Linked DNA regions of Homo sapiens: region 1 is linked to region 2. A link is a contact called in ENCODE Hi-C or POLR2A ChIA-PET data. All regions are on one chromosome and are shown on one strand. The core of a region is the stretch at or near the end of the contact, and the rest is flanking DNA. Distances in the headings are between cores, read along the strand shown. Region 1 overlaps EHD4 (EH domain containing 4). Region 2 holds the start of ITPKA (inositol-trisphosphate 3-kinase A).

The links. Hi-C counts contacts between places; a loop is a spot of excess contacts on that map. ChIA-PET counts read pairs that join two places held with the same protein, here RNA polymerase II (POLR2A). Pooled maps may share reads with other maps.
Region 1: a loop to region 2 is called in a pooled map, with 3 times the contacts of the local background. The contact joins the enhancer-like site here to the promoter of ITPKA in region 2. A Hi-C loop is called at or near these places in 1 of 37 single-sample maps with no recorded cell type and 8 of 50 pooled maps. POLR2A ChIA-PET finds 5 or more read pairs at or near these places in 1 of 52 experiments (activated CD4-positive, alpha-beta T cell).

What each region holds. Positions count from the first base shown.
Region 1 is chr15:41,929,328-41,932,718 of GRCh38, forward strand. The region is part of intron 3 of EHD4 (EH domain containing 4); the gene reads right to left. Among named protein-coding and RNA genes, the nearest start is that of EHD4-AS1, 9.6 kb to the left of the region's middle. RefSeq lists enhancers at 1-90, 53-132, 153-282. Within about 2 kb of position 1,389, at least 23 of the 41 ENCODE cell types and tissues checked have a DNase peak (open chromatin) inside an H3K27ac peak, as active enhancers do.
Region 2 is chr15:41,492,138-41,495,414 of GRCh38, forward strand. It overlaps ITPKA (inositol-trisphosphate 3-kinase A), which reads left to right and starts at 1,737. Exons shown (of 7, transcript NM_002220.3): 1 at 1,737-2,279. The coding sequence starts at 1,791. RefSeq lists enhancers at 639-1,139, 1,140-1,640 and silencers at 1,377-1,996, 2,017-2,196, 2,307-2,356.

The DNA.
Region 1 (3,391 bases), core at 139-2,638, 440 kb after region 2:
AGATGGGTGAGCCACATGTCCCTGAAGGCCCCTCCAGGGCAAGGGCGGGAGAGCCCCACATCACAGGTTCGTGCCACGCCACAGACATGGGAACAGAGGAAGGTTCCACGCCAGTACTCGGCCCACTGAACGCTGCTGCTTCTGGGCATGTGACCAAGTGAAAGGGAAAATTGGGTTTCGCATCTCACTTTCCATCTCAGATTAAATACCAGATGAAGAAGCAGGCCCATTTAAAGAAGGCTGAGCCCTGGAGAAAGACAGCAACATGGTATTATCAGTCATTTTAGGCTCTTTGCTGGAGAGGGAAGTTGGTAAAAAAACCTACCAAGAAAATCCTGTAAGTCCTGGAGCCTGGCTTAACAATTTCATTCTGCTGGGCCTCAGTTTCTATACCTGTGAGTCAGATGATCAAAAAGGATTCTTTCTAGATCTTAAATTTTAGCTATATAGGGTGGTTCCAAACAGTAAGCTTCTTTGAAATAAAAAGCCAGATTCCCAGGAAAATCGATTTAGCTCAGCGTCTGTATAGTACAGACACGAACTAGTTACAGTGCCAGCCTAAGATGACCCTTCAGATGGCTACAGTAGACCCTTCAGATGGCTACAGGAATACTGAATGAACAACTCTAAATGACACAATTATCAAACAGTAAGTTTCATTTTATTACATCCCTTCTACTGGATTCATGTGCTATATAGCATTTGGGCCAATTTGAAGGTCCTTGAATGTTTCTATAGGTGTAATTAGTTGCCCCAAAGTTTAACTTATTGTCATCCAATTCCAAACAACTCTATACTGAAAGAAACTATCTGAGGAAGGGTTGTGGAATGTATGACTTCCAAGGATGCTTAAGAAGTCACCCCATCTAACCTTCTGATATTATTATATATTAGGATGAACAGATCCAGGAATCCCGTGTCACGCACATGGAAATTGTCCATTCCTCATTTTTCAAGTGGGCTTTGTGTATAAGTCAGGCTAGAAAGTCTCATACAATATGTCTATAAATCAGACGGAGTTGGCGTGGCAAACATTACTTGCACTGAATTTTCTTGAGGCAAAATGCCAACAGACTCCACCCAAATGTGATGAGGTCAAACATTTATAAGCAAGGCTTTGACCGTGACAATGCATCTTGTCATTCTGTGGTTCAGAAGGGCAAAGGTAATGTTTCTTCAGGCTACAGTTTTCTAAAGAGAAATGTTAAACCAACGGGATGACAACTGGGGTCATAAAGGGCTAGAAAGCAACTTCTGACCTGAAGACCCCACCCCTCGCCCTGCCCTGTTCCTCTTTTCAAACATCTTGGCATTGCACAAGTGTCCTGCATGCCTGTGGACAACAGCTGGCACTGCAGACCAGCTCTAGCAATTAAGTTATCAGCTAACCAGCTCCTCAAGCCAAACTATTACTCAGAGACAGTTATTTCTGGGCTTATGTCACAGATGGAAAGAAAGACCCAGTCAGTGGGAACCATGGGAATCCACACGGGGCTCCTTATAAAAAAATGACTCACTGATTTTGCTAAAAGTAGCCCATGTAGTTACCAACAGTATTTCAAAACAGTCAAATACCTCCAGAAAAGGAAATACTTTAAAAAGGTATACATGAAAAGATGCTCAACCACACTAACCATGAGGAATGAAAATTAGAATCATAATGAGATGGTGGGCATGTAAACAGGCATGCCTTCTACAGTGGCATTTTTGGCACCAGCTAACATAATAAAAAGACCGCCGCTCCTTTTGATTCCAAAATTCCACCTCTAGGAATGCATCTTAGAGTTACATCTGCACATTTTTTGGATTAGTCTCTATTTCATTTATTTTTTTACATTGATAAAGAAAAATTGTATATATTTATCATGTCCAACATGTTGTTTTGAAATATGTATACACTGAGGCTGGGTGCAGTGGCTCATGCCTGCAATCCCACCACTTTGGGAGGCTGAGGCAGGTGAATCACTTGAGCCTAGGAGTTTGAGACCAGCCTGGGCAACAAGGTGAAACCCCATCTCTACAAAAAATGCAAAACATTAGCTGGGCATGGTGGTGCATGCCTACAGTCCCAGCTACTCAGGAGGCTGAGGTGGCAGGATCACTTGAACCCAGGAGGTCAAGGCTGCAGTGAGCTGTGATCGTGCCACTGCACTTCAGCCTGGGTGACGGAGCTTCGAGATCCTGTCTCAAAATAAAATAAAACATAAAATAAAGTAAAATTAAATTAAAATAAAACAAAATTAAATATGCATTCAATGTGAAATGGCTAAATTGACAGTGCAATTAGCATATGCATTACTTCACATACTTGTTTTGTTGTGGTAAGAACACTTAAAATCTACTCAGCAATTTCTTTTTTTTTTTTTTGAGACGGAGTCTAGCTCTGTCACCCAGGCTGGAATGCAGTGGCGCAATCTCAGCTCACTGCAACCTCCACCTCCCAGGTTCAAGTGATTCTCCTGCCTCAGCCTCCTGAGTAGCTGGGATTACAGGCGCACGCCACCACGCCTGGCTAATTTTTGTATTTTTAGTAGAGACAGGGTTTCACCATGTTGGTCAGGCTGGTCTCCAACTCCTGACCTCGTGATCCGCCCACCTCAGCCTCCCAAAGTGCTGGGATTACAGGTGTGAGCCGCCGCGCCCAGCCAGCAATTTCTTTTTTTTTTTAAGCTCCTCCCTTTTCAGCAATTTTCAAGATATATTTGCACGTTATCGTGCCAACTGTATACACTTGCACCGTACATGCTAAACTGTGTAAATCCACTGTGGCACTGTTTGTAACGGCAAAAGATTAGGAACAGCCTGAATGTCACCCACCAAAAGGATGGCACCTATTAATTCTGGTCTATCTATATGATGGACTGCGGGAGGCAGCTCCGAAGTACAGACATGGACAAGCTCCAAGATTTACTATAAGTGGGAAAATCAAGACACAGGGCAGTGGAGCGAATCCCGCCAGGGCTCCACGTGAGTGGGCGGGTGAGCTGGGAGAAGCCCCAGGGTCTGCAGGCAGGGTCTGCTCTGGGAGAGGAACTGGGGGATATGGGTGGTACAGACATTCTTCACTATCTTTTTGTAGCCTTTTGTCCCAAGCACATACACACCTACCCACCGCAGGGTGCTTCAGAAAGGTGAAACGCTGCATACATGGTCTGATTTGTGCTTTGCATCTCGATTTGGATTCCAACAGGAGGCAATTTTGAGAAAGAGACTAAGATTACAGGTGAATGGAGGTTTCTTGAGGAAACTGCATCAGGGCATGTGTGAGAAATATCCCTAGATACAAGAAAGAGGATTATGGCAAAAAGAATTGGAGGAGTGCCAGAAGCCGGGCCCCTCAGCCACACCCGGGAACACTGCTCCCGGGTCATTCTCTTCAGCAGGTTTCCCA
Region 2 (3,277 bases), core at 487-2,986:
GTGCAGTGGAATGTCATGGCTCTCTGCAGCCTCGACCTCCTGGGCTCAAATAATCCTCTCACCTCAGCCTCCTAAGTAGCTGGGACCACAGGTGCATGCCACCACACTCAGCTTTTTTTTTTTTTTTTTTTTTTTTTTTTGAGACAAGTTATCACTCTGTTGCCCAGGCTAGAGTGTGGAGTGTGGTGGTGGAGTGTGGTGGTGATCTCAGCTCACTGCAGCCTCGACCTCCCAGGCTCAAGTGATCCTTCCACTTCAGCCTCTCCCCGAGTAGCTGAGACTACAAGTGCACACCACCACACCTGCCTAATATTCTGTATTTTTAGTAGAGACAGGGTTTTGCCATGTTGCCCAGGCTGGTCTCGAACTCCTGGGATCAAGCAATCTGCCCGCCTTGCCCTCCCAAAGTGCTGGGGTTACAAGCCTGAGCCACTATGCTTTGCCGAAGATTCCCGTCTTCCCACTGAACCTTCTTCTTTCCTTCTCCTGGGCCATTCCTGAGCCCTGGCTGAGGGGAGAGAAGGGAAGGAAAGCCCCTCCTGCGGCCATCTCAGCATCCAAGGCAATCCTTCTGGGGCTGCTCTGTCTCCAGGGCCCCAGCCATCCCCAGACACTGAGTGCCTGAGGGGGGACCCTCACTCCTGTGGCACTATGGTAAGATAGGAAACAGTGGCTTCTCCTCAAAGCAGCCTCGCCGGTCGGTCAGCTGACTACCAACATGGGAAGTGGCCGAAGATCCACATGGAATGACACTGATAAGCACTTTGCAGTGTCTGAAACTCTTAAACATCAGTGCTGTCTTCCTAGTTTTACAGACACAACTCTGTGGGTTGGATGAGGTTTTTCTAAATGTACAAATGCAGAAATATACGGAGGGAGTAAAGGGACTGCCTACAAATCACATCTAGAGTGTGGTGTACCTGATTTCAAGTCTTTTATTTTATTCTCGCAGCAACGGGAGAATCCGCAGTCGAGGGAGGTGAAATGACTTGCTGAACGCCACACGGCGGACTCCAAGCCCCGAGCTCCTATAACAGAGGAGGAGGAAGGCGGGCTCAGCTCCTGCCACCCAGCAGCGGGGGAGATGCAGCCCGGGACTAGGCTGGGCCATGGGGACAGATCCAGGCCCCGCCCCCTGACCTTGTTCTCTGCCCGCCGGGAAGTGGGGAACTTGCGGGGAGCAGCCTCAGCTAGTCCCTGGGGCAGAGTCTCCACTTGGGTGCACGCCCTGGGGTGGGGCTTCTTCGGGAAGCCGGGGGCCTTCAACTCTGCTCAGGAGCTCGGGCCGGAGAAAGGCCCCGAGACTTGAAGCCCTTGCCCGGGAGGGATGAACACGCAAAGGAACCCGAGGAACGGGGTAGGGGACCAAGAGTAGGACCAGCTTCTCCTGCGCGGGGACAGGGCCTGTGGAGCGGCCTGGAGGAATCTCTCCCAGCCGCGAAGCCCGGGAAGGCTGCGAGGCCCCAGCGCGGAGCGGCCCCTCCCACCTCCCCGAGGGCAGGCGGAGCGAAGCCTCGGGGCCCGGGCCCAGGTTTTGTGCCTACGGAGGCTGGACTTCCCCGCCACCCCGAGGAGTCACCGAGAGCCTTCTCTCCCTCGCAGGGGCCCTGGGAGGCCCGCGCTTTCTCTGAAAGTGGAAGGAGTGGGCGGGGGGCGCGGCCGAGGCGGGGCGCGGGCGTGCAGCGGCGCAGGCTCCGCCCCGGGGCCGTCTCCAGCCGGGGGCGCCGAGCCGCTCCAGTCCCCGGCGCGCCGCGGGCTGGTGGGCTCAGCGGCGGCGCCGGCACTGGGAAATGACCCTGCCCGGGGGCCCAACGGGCATGGCGCGGCCGGGGGGCGCGAGGCCCTGCAGCCCGGGGCTGGAGCGGGCCCCGCGCCGGAGTGTCGGGGAGCTGCGCCTGCTCTTCGAGGCGCGCTGTGCGGCGGTCGCTGCGGCCGCCGCCGCGGGGGAGCCCCGGGCCCGCGGGGCCAAGCGGCGTGGGGGACAGGTCCCCAACGGGCTTCCGCGGGCTCCCCCGGCCCCGGTGATCCCTCAGCTGACCGTGACAGCCGAGGAGCCCGACGTGCCCCCGACCAGCCCTGGGCCGCCGGAGCGGGAGAGGGACTGCCTCCCGGCAGCGGGCTCTTCGCACCTGCAGCAGCCGCGCCGCCTTTCCACCTCGTCGGTCTCCTCCACTGGCTCCTCGTCGCTGCTCGAGGACTCGGAGGACGACCTGCTGAGCGACAGTGAGAGCCGGAGCCGCGGCAACGTGCAGCTGGAAGCGGGCGAGGACGTGGGTCAGGTACGGGCCGCGGGGGCGGGGCCAGCGCCGGGCGCGGGGGCTGCACGGGGGACCTGGCTGGGTGCTCCCGGAGGACCCGCTCCTGTCCATGCTCCCTCCAGCGGAAGGTCCTGTTCTCGCGGTTTAGGAGGAATCTGGGGGTCAGAGGGAGGCGCCTGGCCGACCTCTCGCCTGGGCAACTTTCACCTCGGCTCCGCCGGCGGGTCGTGGCGCTGGCCCTGGGGCGTCTAAGAAGCGGGGCGAGGAGCAGGCGACCCGCCGCGGGGACTGGGCGAAGCGGGGGTAGCGGACCTTGTTGGCTGTGGGTTAGGACAGGAGGGATCGGAGGGGCTGAGCCTTGCCGGGTGAACCCTCGGAAGGAGAGAGGCGAAGGAGAGTTTCCCTTACCCCCCGCCCCCTCTCCGGTGCCGCGGCCGCACCCCCGCCGTTGCCACGGTTTCCCTCTCCTGAGTGGGAGTGGAGCGGCGCTCCAGGCTCTGCTCGGGAGCCGCTGCCGTCTGCTCCCAGCGCCCGCACGAGGCGTGGACGCAGGGGAGGGAGGGGCGTGGGCCTGGGAGCTCTGGCTGGGAGCGGAACGCAGCCCACCCAGTGCGCGCCCTGCCTCCCATCTTCCCGGCTCGCCGCTCCTGAGCGCGGCAGAGAGGGGCGGTAAACTGAGGCTGCAAGGGGGCAGGATCACTCTGCTAGTCTCTGCCTCTGATAGCCTGGGTGTTCTGGGACCAGGTCTGACCCTCGGAAAACACAGCCCTGGGCACTGTTAAGTCATTCCTGACGCCCGCCACTTAGGGATGTGCGGCTCCCGGGACACCCTCCTTGTTCCCCTCGTTTTAACCAAGGCCAAATACCTTGAATAACTGTCCGTGGTCAGCGCGAAGGACTTTCTTTAGATCCACGTTTCGCAAGTGTCCCTGAGGCCGAGGAAGAGGCGAGGGGCGCCCCCGGCCTCGGGCGTCTGGGGCCTGCCCATAAGTCCGGGTCGGCGCGGCGGGGCGGGGAGA